Regions from separate parts of the Homo sapiens genome. Here all the other regions are linked to region 1. The links are chromatin contacts, found by Hi-C in ENCODE. All regions are on one chromosome and are shown on one strand. Each heading gives the region's core, a stretch centred on a gene start or an enhancer-like site at or near the end of the contact. The rest is flanking DNA. Distances are from core to core; before and after follow the strand shown. Region 1 holds the start of KIF16B (kinesin family member 16B). Region 2 holds the start of TASP1 (taspase 1). Region 3 holds the start of LCDR (lysosome cell death regulator).

The links. Hi-C counts contacts between places; a loop is a spot of excess contacts on that map. Pooled maps may share reads with other maps.
Region 2: a loop to region 1 is called in a map of CD4-positive, alpha-beta T cell, with 6 times the contacts of the local background. The contact joins the promoter of TASP1 here to the promoter of KIF16B in region 1. A Hi-C loop is called at or near these places in 3 of 168 maps with a recorded cell type or tissue (CD4-positive, alpha-beta T cell, CD4-positive, alpha-beta memory T cell and naive thymus-derived CD4-positive, alpha-beta T cell) and 11 of 50 pooled maps.
Region 3: a map of CD4-positive, alpha-beta T cell shows a loop between it and region 1 (15-fold over the local background). The contact joins the promoter of LCDR here to the promoter of KIF16B in region 1. A Hi-C loop is called at or near these places in 2 of 168 maps with a recorded cell type or tissue (CD4-positive, alpha-beta T cell and naive thymus-derived CD4-positive, alpha-beta T cell) and 10 of 50 pooled maps.

Annotation. Positions count from the first base shown.
Region 1 is chr20:16,572,198-16,575,474 of GRCh38, forward strand. It overlaps KIF16B (kinesin family member 16B), which reads right to left and starts at 1,251. Exons shown (of 26, transcript NM_024704.5): 1 at 1,032-1,251. The coding sequence starts at 1,078. LOC124904875 (a long non-coding RNA gene) reads left to right here and starts at 3,106. Exons shown (of 2, transcript XR_007067539.1): 1 at 3,106-3,277. RefSeq lists an enhancer at 1,008-1,529 and silencers at 1,142-1,371, 1,158-1,287.
Region 2 is chr20:13,637,121-13,640,397 of GRCh38, forward strand. It overlaps TASP1 (taspase 1), which reads right to left and starts at 1,812. Exons shown (of 14, transcript NM_017714.3): 1 at 1,774-1,812. RefSeq lists enhancers at 1,169-1,669, 1,283-1,372 and a silencer at 1,563-1,712.
Region 3 is chr20:18,792,284-18,795,560 of GRCh38, forward strand. LCDR (lysosome cell death regulator) reads left to right here and starts at 1,766. Exons shown (of 1, transcript NR_026885.1): 1 at 1,766-3,277. It overlaps LINC00652 (long intergenic non-protein coding RNA 652), which reads right to left and starts at 2,301. Exons shown (of 4, transcript NR_026883.1): 1 at 1,885-2,301; 2 at 1,382-1,520. RefSeq lists an enhancer at 1,442-1,981.

The DNA.
Region 1 (3,277 bases), core at 1-2,500:
ATGATTCCCTACTTGCCAAGAGAAGAAACAGATTTAGATGAGTCAAATAAGGTTCTGGAAATCTTTTGATTTTATGGCCTTCGGCTGCCCCAATCAGGCATCAGAACTACCAAACATTAACCTCCACAAGTTGATATGACAAAAGCAAAAAGGCCCTATGGTAAGTCAAATATCCACCAACTTGGTAGAGAAGTCAATAAAATCAAATGGCTCTGTGTGAACCTTGCCTGTCACCTTGGAGGACACATCCCATTTCTACCTCATTCTTTGAAGTCAAACCAATTTAAAAAGTAACTTTTCCAAAGAAACTTTCTAAACGGATTAAAAAGAGGTCATTGAAAAGGGAGCACAGGCTATTTTTCAGTGAATGAAGAGAAGGATTCTGAAAAAGCATTACTTCGTAGAAATATATAACAAGATTAAATTTTGTGTGTAACACTCTTCCTCTCTCTTAATATCAGAGTATTTCAAACACGTGTAAAGCGTCCCTGACTTTTTTCTAGGAGTCAGGACTTTGTCAAAGTTTTCCCATCCACTCTCTAACATGAAGTTAGGAACTGCTAAGTTATCGATTAGACATTCAGGGAATCAAAATCATCTCTAACTGAAAGATTAAAAAGTAGCATGGTTAATTGTTAAGAGAACTTCTGAGTTGGTAGAAATGAGGGGTTCACCTGACAGTTCGTGGTGCCCCCCCTCAGCACTCTCACCTTCCCCCCAACTATTTTACATCTTCATGGTAACGTTCCCTTGATGCTTTTTTAAAGGGGGAACAAGAACATCTCAAGTTAATACGATGGAGAGAGTTAATAGAATCTTCTCCTTTACCACCAGGGTCCTCTCCAGGGCAATGTGAACGGGACAGCAGTGCACGAAGTCCTCCAGGCCCCCAGAGGCCACAGCCTGGGCCCGGTGGGCCAGGGACCAGCCGGTGACACTTTTAAGTCCAGGCTGGCTTTGGGGGAGCTGGAAACAGGCTTCCTCTGGGTGGGGGCGCGACGAGGGGGCGGGGCGCGGGCGGCCCCACTCACCTGCGATTCATGGGCCGGACCCTCACGGCCACCTTGACCGATGCCATCGCTCATCCCGAACCAGCCCGCGCGGGGTCCCACTAGCCCAGAACTCCGCGGTCGCCGGCGACGCTGGCTACTCAGATCGCGGCTCCCGCCCACTTCCCTCTCGCCCCCGCCCCTCTGCTCCCGGCCGGACCTGGAGTTCCGCGGCAGCCCCACCTGCCAGGCCACTGAGCATGCCCAGAACGGCTCCGGCCCGCGTGATCCATGCGCCACGGTTTGGCGGCGGCCGGGCGGTGCAGAGGGGCGGGGCCGCGGGGCCTGGAAGCAGCCTCCGGGATCTGCAAGTCTGGAAAGGCCACGTTGTGGACCTTGGCGCAGAGGTTATGGGGGCGACCCGGAGCGGATGGTTTCAGGAAAACTAGAACCCACCCTCATGGCCTGAACAACTGGAGAGAAGAGGATCGCAGCAATTTAAAGCCAGCGGCAAGGATCACAGTCCTGGGGTCAGGTGACCAAAGCCAGTTTTTCAGCCCTTAACAAGAACCTGGCTTCACCCAGCCAAACATGAGTTAACGTATCCATTTTACACACGAACAAACTGAGGCGCAGAGATGATCACAGCTTGTTGGTGGCAAACTCCGCTAGGGCCTTCTCTGCTACCCTAAGGAGGTCCGACCGTATGTTTTGGACCCCTTAACTCGGGATACCGATAAACGAAAATTAATAGGGTGTTGGATGTTTTAAATGTGTGCGGGAATGTCATTATATTGGCTAGAATCAAACCTTATTTAGACTTGTTTTGCACTTTTGTACACTTTAGTAATTTTTAGTTTTAATCATAAGGGAGTTAAAGGCGAACACAACTGGTATTTTTTTTTTTTTTTTTTTTTTTTTGAGACAGGGTCTCGCTCGGTCACCCAGGCTGGAGTGTAATGCTGCGATCTCGGCTCACTGCAACGTCCGCCTCCCGGGTTCAAGAGATTCTCCTGCCTCAGCCTCCCGAATAGCTGGGCGTGCCACCACGCCCGGCTGATTTTTGTATTTTTAGTAGAGACGGGGTTTCACCATGTTGGCCAGGTTGGTCTCGAACTCCTGACCTCAAATGATCCGCCCGCCTTGGCCTCCCAGAATGCTGGGATTACAGGCGTGAGCCACCGCGCCAGGCCGACAACTGGTATCTTAAGGCTTAGGGCCTCTGGTAGAAGTGAGCTCCACCTCCCTTCCTGTGTAGAAGGTAAATGCATTCATTCATTCAGTGAATCGAGCATGCATGAAATCGTTTGCGCACACCCAGAAGCCCACCTGCGAGCCACAGGAGCAGCCATTCCAGGAAGCCAAGCTATAATGGGAGACGCAAGGAATGGAGGCGGAACTCCTGTTTTTAAGTCCTAGCTCCAACACTAGCCTTGTCAGCCTGTAATTCTGAATTACTGGGCGCCTCTGAGGCTTCTTGTCTCATCTGCAAATCAGGAACAACGGCATAGAGTGGTGAATGCATCAAGTGGGATGATGTCTGCAAGTACGCAACCCGCTTACACAAAGAATTATCTTTCCATAACCTTCCCTGGACCCCTAGGGCCAGCAGGGAATCATAGCCTCCCTTTGTTTCTAGAGCCCGGAAATCACTGGGTTTTCCCTCTGTCTGGAGCAGAGCTGGGTGCGAATTTGACCAACGGGTGGCAGGAACAGCCGGAGCAGGATATTAAGGAGCGGGCGAGCTTGCCAAGCATGCGCAGTAGCGGCGGGTTGGTTTGAGAAGCCGCCAGGGAGCCAGCGCGGCGACCTAGCTGGCTGGGGCAGGGGAGGGGCCCGCCTTATATGGGAGCTGCGTGGGGACAAACTGTTCGGGCCCAACGCGCGGGTCTGAGAGACAGCCACGCCTGCTCCGGGTCACTCCGGCCACCTGGGGGGCGTCGGCGCGCAGACTCTGGCCAGTTCAGTATTCAAACTCTTCAGGAGTGCTAACTTACTCATGACAGCGATTTTCTGTATCGGGGTTTCATTGGTCGGTGGTTTAGAAGGTTTTGCTCATTCATTCGTTAATGTAATTCCAACAACCTACACGTGTTTATAAGCCCCCTTTCCATCCACGACTTTGCTGTCTGACACAAAACGGACCATCGCAGCCCGGCAGACGCTTTAGACAACAAACAGCATGCCTGGAGCTTTTCAATAGGAAGCAGTAAGGCTTGATCATCACAGACGATACGGAACGGGCACTTTCTTAGCAGAAAATATTTCTATTGGGGCGTGAAGGAAGT
Region 2 (3,277 bases), core at 562-3,061, 2.9 Mb before region 1:
AGGGTCAATAAGCACATTAAAAGATGCTCAACATTATTAGCCATCAGGGAAATGCAAATCAACACTACAATGAGCTACCACTTTATAAGCACTAAGACTGCTATAACCAAAAAGAAAGATAAGTGCTCCCAAGGATATGAAAAAATCAGAACCCTTATAACCTGCTGGTGGGAATGTAAAATGGTGCAACCAGTTTGGAAAACATTTGGCACTCACTCAAAAAGTTAAACATAGAGTTACCATATGCCCACCAATTCCACTTCTAGGTATATACTCAAGAGAACTGAAAACGTATGTCCATACAAAAACTTGTACACAGATGTTTATAGCAGAATTATTCAAAATAGCCAAAAAGTAGAAACAACCTAAATGTCCATCGACCGATGATGGTTAAGCAAAATGTGGCATATTCACACAATGGAACATTACCCATCCATAAAACAGAATGAAATACTGATACACAGACATTGATGAACCTTGAAAACATACTAACTGAAAGACACCAGACAAGTGAGGCCATATATTCTATGATTCCATTTATATGAAATGCCAGTATAGGAAAATCCATAGATACAGAAAGTAGATTAGTGGTTACAAGGCCTGGGAGAGAAAGCAGAGAATCTAATGGGGAGTGACTGTCATGAGTATAGGATTTCTTTTGGGGGTGATGAAAATGTTCTGAAAGTAGATAGTGGTGATGGGTGCACAACTTTGCGATATGAGAAAAAGCACTGAAATTTACAATTTTAAAGAATAAATTTTATGGTGCATGAATACCTTAATAAGACTTTCTCAAGAGGAAAAAAGACAATCTATCCGTGCAATGAACACAATGTATGTAACTATGCCTCTTAGTTATAACCGTATTTTACACGCATACATTATGATCACAAATAGGTTAATATGAATAAAATATTAGAAAAAAGATCAAAATGCTGGGTTGGCAGAACTATAGGTGATCTCTTCATAACTATTTCTGCATTTTCCAGATGTTCCTTAGTAAGCACTGCTTTTTGTAAGTGGTGGGGAAAAGTTTTATTTACAACAAAAAAGATAAATTATTAAACTCCTAAGAATATAAGTAAAAATTCCTTCGCTAATAAAGAATAATAATAATTCAGCAATCTAATGGCCCCTAACACACCTTTCCTTCCCCTCCCCTACAGAAGCCAGGAAAGTTGAACTCTCTCCTTCCGGAAACACGATACCCTCGATTTCCAGGACATCTCTAGCTCCTGCTTTCCCCCCCTCCTCTCCAGCTGCTCCATCTTCTCGGTCCTTTCCTCCTCCTCTTCTTCCTCCTCCTCCTCCCCCTGAGTAGTAAGTGCTAACGACCCGCAGGACTCTCATCAGGCCTCTATTACTAAGTAAGGGGCTGCCTTACCCCCAACCCGCCACCCAGGACAAGGCGCACATTCTCGGCTGTCTGCGAACCTCGGACTCTGAGACATCTCCAGCCTGAGACTGCAAAGTGGGTGAAGAACTGCGAGAACTCCCCACATACAGACAGTACTTCCCCGGTGGCCACGAGGACGCCAAGCCGGAGATGAGGCTGGGAAGGGGGACGACGGGGCCGCCTAGAGCGACCAAGACTAGGGAACTAGGGACATCCTGGCCCCCTCCTCTAGCCCCGCCCGGGGCAAGGGGTGTCCTGCGCGCCGCCCCCTCTCGGACCCGGAGAGGACGTCCCAGCTAGCGTACGGGGCCCACACACAGAGGCAGCAGCGCGGAGGCGGCAGCGGCGCGGACAGCGTGGGAAAGAGGGACACTCACCCGCTTCAGCCCCGAGCCTTCACTGCACCGGAAGTAGTCACCCGCCCGTTGCCAGGGTGAGGAAGCGGGGCTGACATCAAGTCTCCCCATTGGTCATTCGGGGTACCACGTGGTCGGAAGCAGCCTCCCACAAGCGGCTCTGACTCCGCCCTCCGCTTCGGAGCGGCTCACCTGGCCTCAGAGGTGCAGCGCTAACTCCACCTGGGGCTTCGTTCTGAGCTGCGCATGCGCTATTGCTTATCTCTACCCACCCCGCCCCTGAATAAGCCCGCAGGATGTGATTATATCTGAGTGGTTGATTGACTAATACTGTGATGAGAAATGAAATTAAACTGACCATCATTTTATCTAGGTGTCGCTTAAGAGTTACTTTCTTTCAATCCTTAGAGCACTGTTAGACGGTAGGGAAAACTAAGGTTCAGCCTGCATTGCTTGTAGGAGTTGGGGCACGAGCCTTGCCCAGGGGGAAGGAGTGTAGGCGGTCTTTTATCGGCTAGGATGTAAGACCGAAACCCAGTCATGGGTTTTGATGACCCATGACTGATGGATTTTCCTTATACTTCCACCAAAACATCACGTCGAACTGAATGTAAAGGCAGAAATGAGAATCTAACTGGCTTCTTTAAGCCAGCTATAGAGGAATTTACACTAATGCAAAAGATAACACTTTTCTTACCACATTTTTTTGTTTTTGGAAAATATTTATTCTTCATTAAAATGTCTTAATTATATTAACACATAATGGTTTATTATTGTTATTTTAAATAACTTTTTAACATTTCAGTTTTTTGTTGGTTTTTTTCTTTTTTTTTTGGAGATGGAGTTTCACTCTGTCAACCAGGCTGGAGTGCAATGGCACGATCTCGGCTCACTGCAACCTCTGCCTCCCGGGCTCAAGCGATTCTCCTGCCTCAGACTCCTGAGTAGCTGGGATTACAGGCGCTCGATACACACCCGACTAATTTTTTGTATTTTTAGTAGAGACGGGTTTTCACCATGTTTGCCATGCTGGTCTCGAACTCCTGACCTCAGGTGATCCTACTGCCTTGGCCTCCCAAAGTTCTGGGATTACTGGCGTGAGCCACCGCACCCAGCCACATTTCAGCTTTGTATTCAATTTTTAATATAGTAAATATTAATAGATGTAACCCACAGAAACAAAAGCTTTGGAGTGTTCTCTACTATTTTGGGGAGTATAAAGGTATGCTGAAACCAAAAAGTTCGAGAACCACTGATACCATTATTATAAATATAACCTATGTGGTTTTATTATGTAACTTGGGGCTTTTTTTCTTTCTCTTCTACCACTGACTTCTTAGGGAGGGGCAAGGGGAAGAAGTTTATTACATAGTAAGAATAACAGTTTATTACATAGCAATAGTAACTGAAACCGATTTTGTTACCTAGAAGTAGGATGGATATTATAACAAAACATAACATAATAACATCATAAAAGTAAAACGTGTGGCACTGGCTTTGGAACTAGGTGAAGCAGCAAGAGCAG
Region 3 (3,277 bases), core at 516-3,015, 2.2 Mb after region 1:
GCGTGCTGTGGACAATGCTTGCAAAAGTGCTTGGCTTAGGGTAGTCACATAGCAAGCACCTAGTAACTATGAGAGAAATGGAGCTCATCAGGTTGATTGTATATCATATAATTTAAAGGTTAGAGTGAATCACATTAAATATTCTGAATGTCTGGACTGTCTGTTGATATCTTCCTATTAACTGACAGTAACTTTTCTCTCTCTTTTTTTTTTTGAGACGGAGTCTCGCTCTGTCGCCCAGGCTGGAGTGCAGTGGCCTGATCTCAGCTCACTGCAAGCTCCGCCTCCCAGGTTCACGCCATTCTCCTGCCTCAGCCTCCCAAGTAGCTGGGACCACAGGTGCCCGCCACCGTGCCCAGCTAATTTTTTGTATTTTTTCTTTTTTTTTAGTAGAGACGGGGTTTCACCGTGTTAGCCAGGATGGTCTCGTTCTCCTGACCTCCTGATCCGCCCACCTTGGCCTTCCAAAGTGCTGGGATTACAGGCATGAGCCACTGTGCCCGGCCACTTTTCTCTCTTTTTTTGTATCCTTTTCCCATGACTTCTTTACTATCTCTTCCCCAATCAGTATTTCGGTATCTATCTATGACTATCTATCTATGACATCCATCTGTCTATGACTCAGACCTGGGCTGAACTATATACTCGCCACATAGATTCTGCAATTAATATTCTGCTGTATTTGTTTTATGTATATGTCTACCTACGCTTGTATACATCCATCAATCCATCTTATTTTTTGATGCTTTTCAAATAAGTGGCAGACATCAGTGCTCTTCACCCCTATGGTGAATTTTGACAAATGCATACACTCATTATCCCTGAAGGTGTCCTTAGGCCCCTTTCCAGTTAAGTCTACCCCCAACTCCCAAGGTGAACTCTATTCTGATTTTTTTCCCACCATAGATTAGTTTTGCCTGTTTTAGAACTTCATATAAATGAAATTGTACATGGTGTAATCTTTTGTGTCCAGCTTCTTTCATTAGCAAAATATTTTCAAGTACCTGTGTTGTTATAAGGGTCCTCATTTTAAAACGAATAATTTGACAAGATCTTTGCAAACTGATCTTTACTTTAAAATTTTGGACTTCTCTGATGTGTATGTAAATACAGTAACCACCTTTAAATTAAATAGCCTAAATACAGTAACCACTTGAACTAAGCCTCTGAAACAGACATCTCTCCCATGTGTCTGTCAGACCTTGTCTTTCTGTTTTCATGCTCCCCACATCCCCCTACCTTGTTTAGCATTGATAAACATTTCAAAACTGCAGAGGGAATTTATCATATTTGTCTCAAGGGCACAGCGCTTTTGATTTACTGTGTTCAGTAAGATGCAGGGGGCTAACCAACCTCTTAGGATTAACTGCATTTGACTTACCTTCAAAAGGTCATCAGCAGTACATCCTTAGTAGGCCTCACAATAGTGTGTCCACAATACGGGTTAGTGGGAGTGATTGAAAGGCTTGGAGAGTTGTCCTTCTGGGTTTGCTCTGGTTGGGCGATCAGAGTCCATAGCACTGGGTGGGAAAACATGAAAGAAAATAAGTGAAAGTGACATGTTCCTCCAGAATAGCTAAAGGTCAGCGCTCACCCCATTCAACCACTGTATTCCCTAGACTTAGCATGAGGCGGTTTCTAAAAATCAAAGCCACACTTAGCGTGGTAATGTGGCTTTGTACCATGTCAACCTAGCTAAGCGGGAACTACGTTTCCCAGAATTCCTTGCCTGTAGGTTTCCGGGGTTAGCACACGCCACGTGACCTGATGCGGGCTTCGTGAGGCGGAAGTGACGCAGTGTTGTCGTCTCGTAGGCTTGAAAGGTAGGTGCCCGACATTAGGGACTGTCGCAGCCCGGGGAATTGTCCCCATCTGCTGGCTTACCTTGTGGGCGTGGATCCCCTCTAACTTTCCTAATTCCCGGGCGGCCCGCGGGCCTGCGGCAGATTCAGCTCTCAGGACTCCACTTTCAGTTTCTTCCACTTCTGGGGCAGGCTGCTTGTCCTGCCACTCTCAGGCCCCCCACCAGACACGGCAGCAACAGCTGTTCCTAAGTGTTCAACTCGCTCCTTCCCGCAAATGTAGAAGCTCAAATCCCTATAGCAAATTCCATATTCTATGTCATTCTTAATGCTTCCGTCTCTCTGGTTGAATCTAGATTGGATACAATCAGTGATGCACATTTACCAGACAGAGGATGTGCAGCGTTTACTGTTGATTTCTCTCTTTTCCTCCCTATCACCTCAGTTTAGTTCCAGGATCCACACTCCTCCACCATAGTCAGGAGATTCAGGGAAAGTTGGCAGGGTTCAGCTTTCAAGTTGACCCTTGATGAACCATGGTCAATCCTGTTAAGAGGCGTGAAAGCCAATCCCAGCCAATGAGACTGGGGAGAAATCACTGAAGAACTTGTGGAAAACAGACCCTCTGGATAAAAGACACGTGTGGGGAAAAAGGGGCTTTTTAATGTTATTCTGGATGTTTCCCAAAAGTACTGCTGCTGCCTTGCCTCCCTGACAGACACTGGCCTTAGGATGACATGCGGCAGGAAGGAAGGACGGATCTGGGGTTTTTCAAGACTCACTGAGATGCACAAGGAACCAACCCTCAAGTAGCCAACTCGTTCCTGTTTGCATGTGTCGACTGAAAAGAATCAAAATAAACAAAATATAACTATTTCTAAGAGGTTACAACTTGCAGGCAGGAAGCAGGCCTCTACCTGAGGCCATAAAGCATACTTTGAAGGAGAAAAGGTAGGTATTTATGCTAGGTGGAGAGGTAGGATATACGTATTCTGTAGCATACAGGAGAAGCCTATGAAAATTCATGGAGGAAACTCGTTAGAGACACGCACTGGGCTTACATATGAAGAATATCCAAAAGCGGATGACCTGTGTTCACTCTGGGGTGAAGATTTAACATTTAAATGTATTATAATTAGGCTGTAAATGCAAAAAGGTGAAACATAGGGCACAAGTTCACGATCTGTGCAATCTCCAGAGACCAGTCTGATCTAGCCTGCAGCTGGCAGTCATCTGTCAAGAAGGGGCTCTTTGTAGCCCAGAGTAGCTGTCAGGTTGGAACCATAAAACCAAAAGGAGGGCATCGGCGGTTAGGTGAAGAAAAGAAGTCTTTTGGCCTTTTTTCCTCTTCAAGTCAGCTTTTGATAAGATCTAGTAATAATAAGGGGATGGGTGTGGCTGCAGGTGGGACATGTCGGTTCTCTGTCCTGTCACAGCTAAGAACTAAGAACTTTAGAGTCTTTCAGCCATAGAGG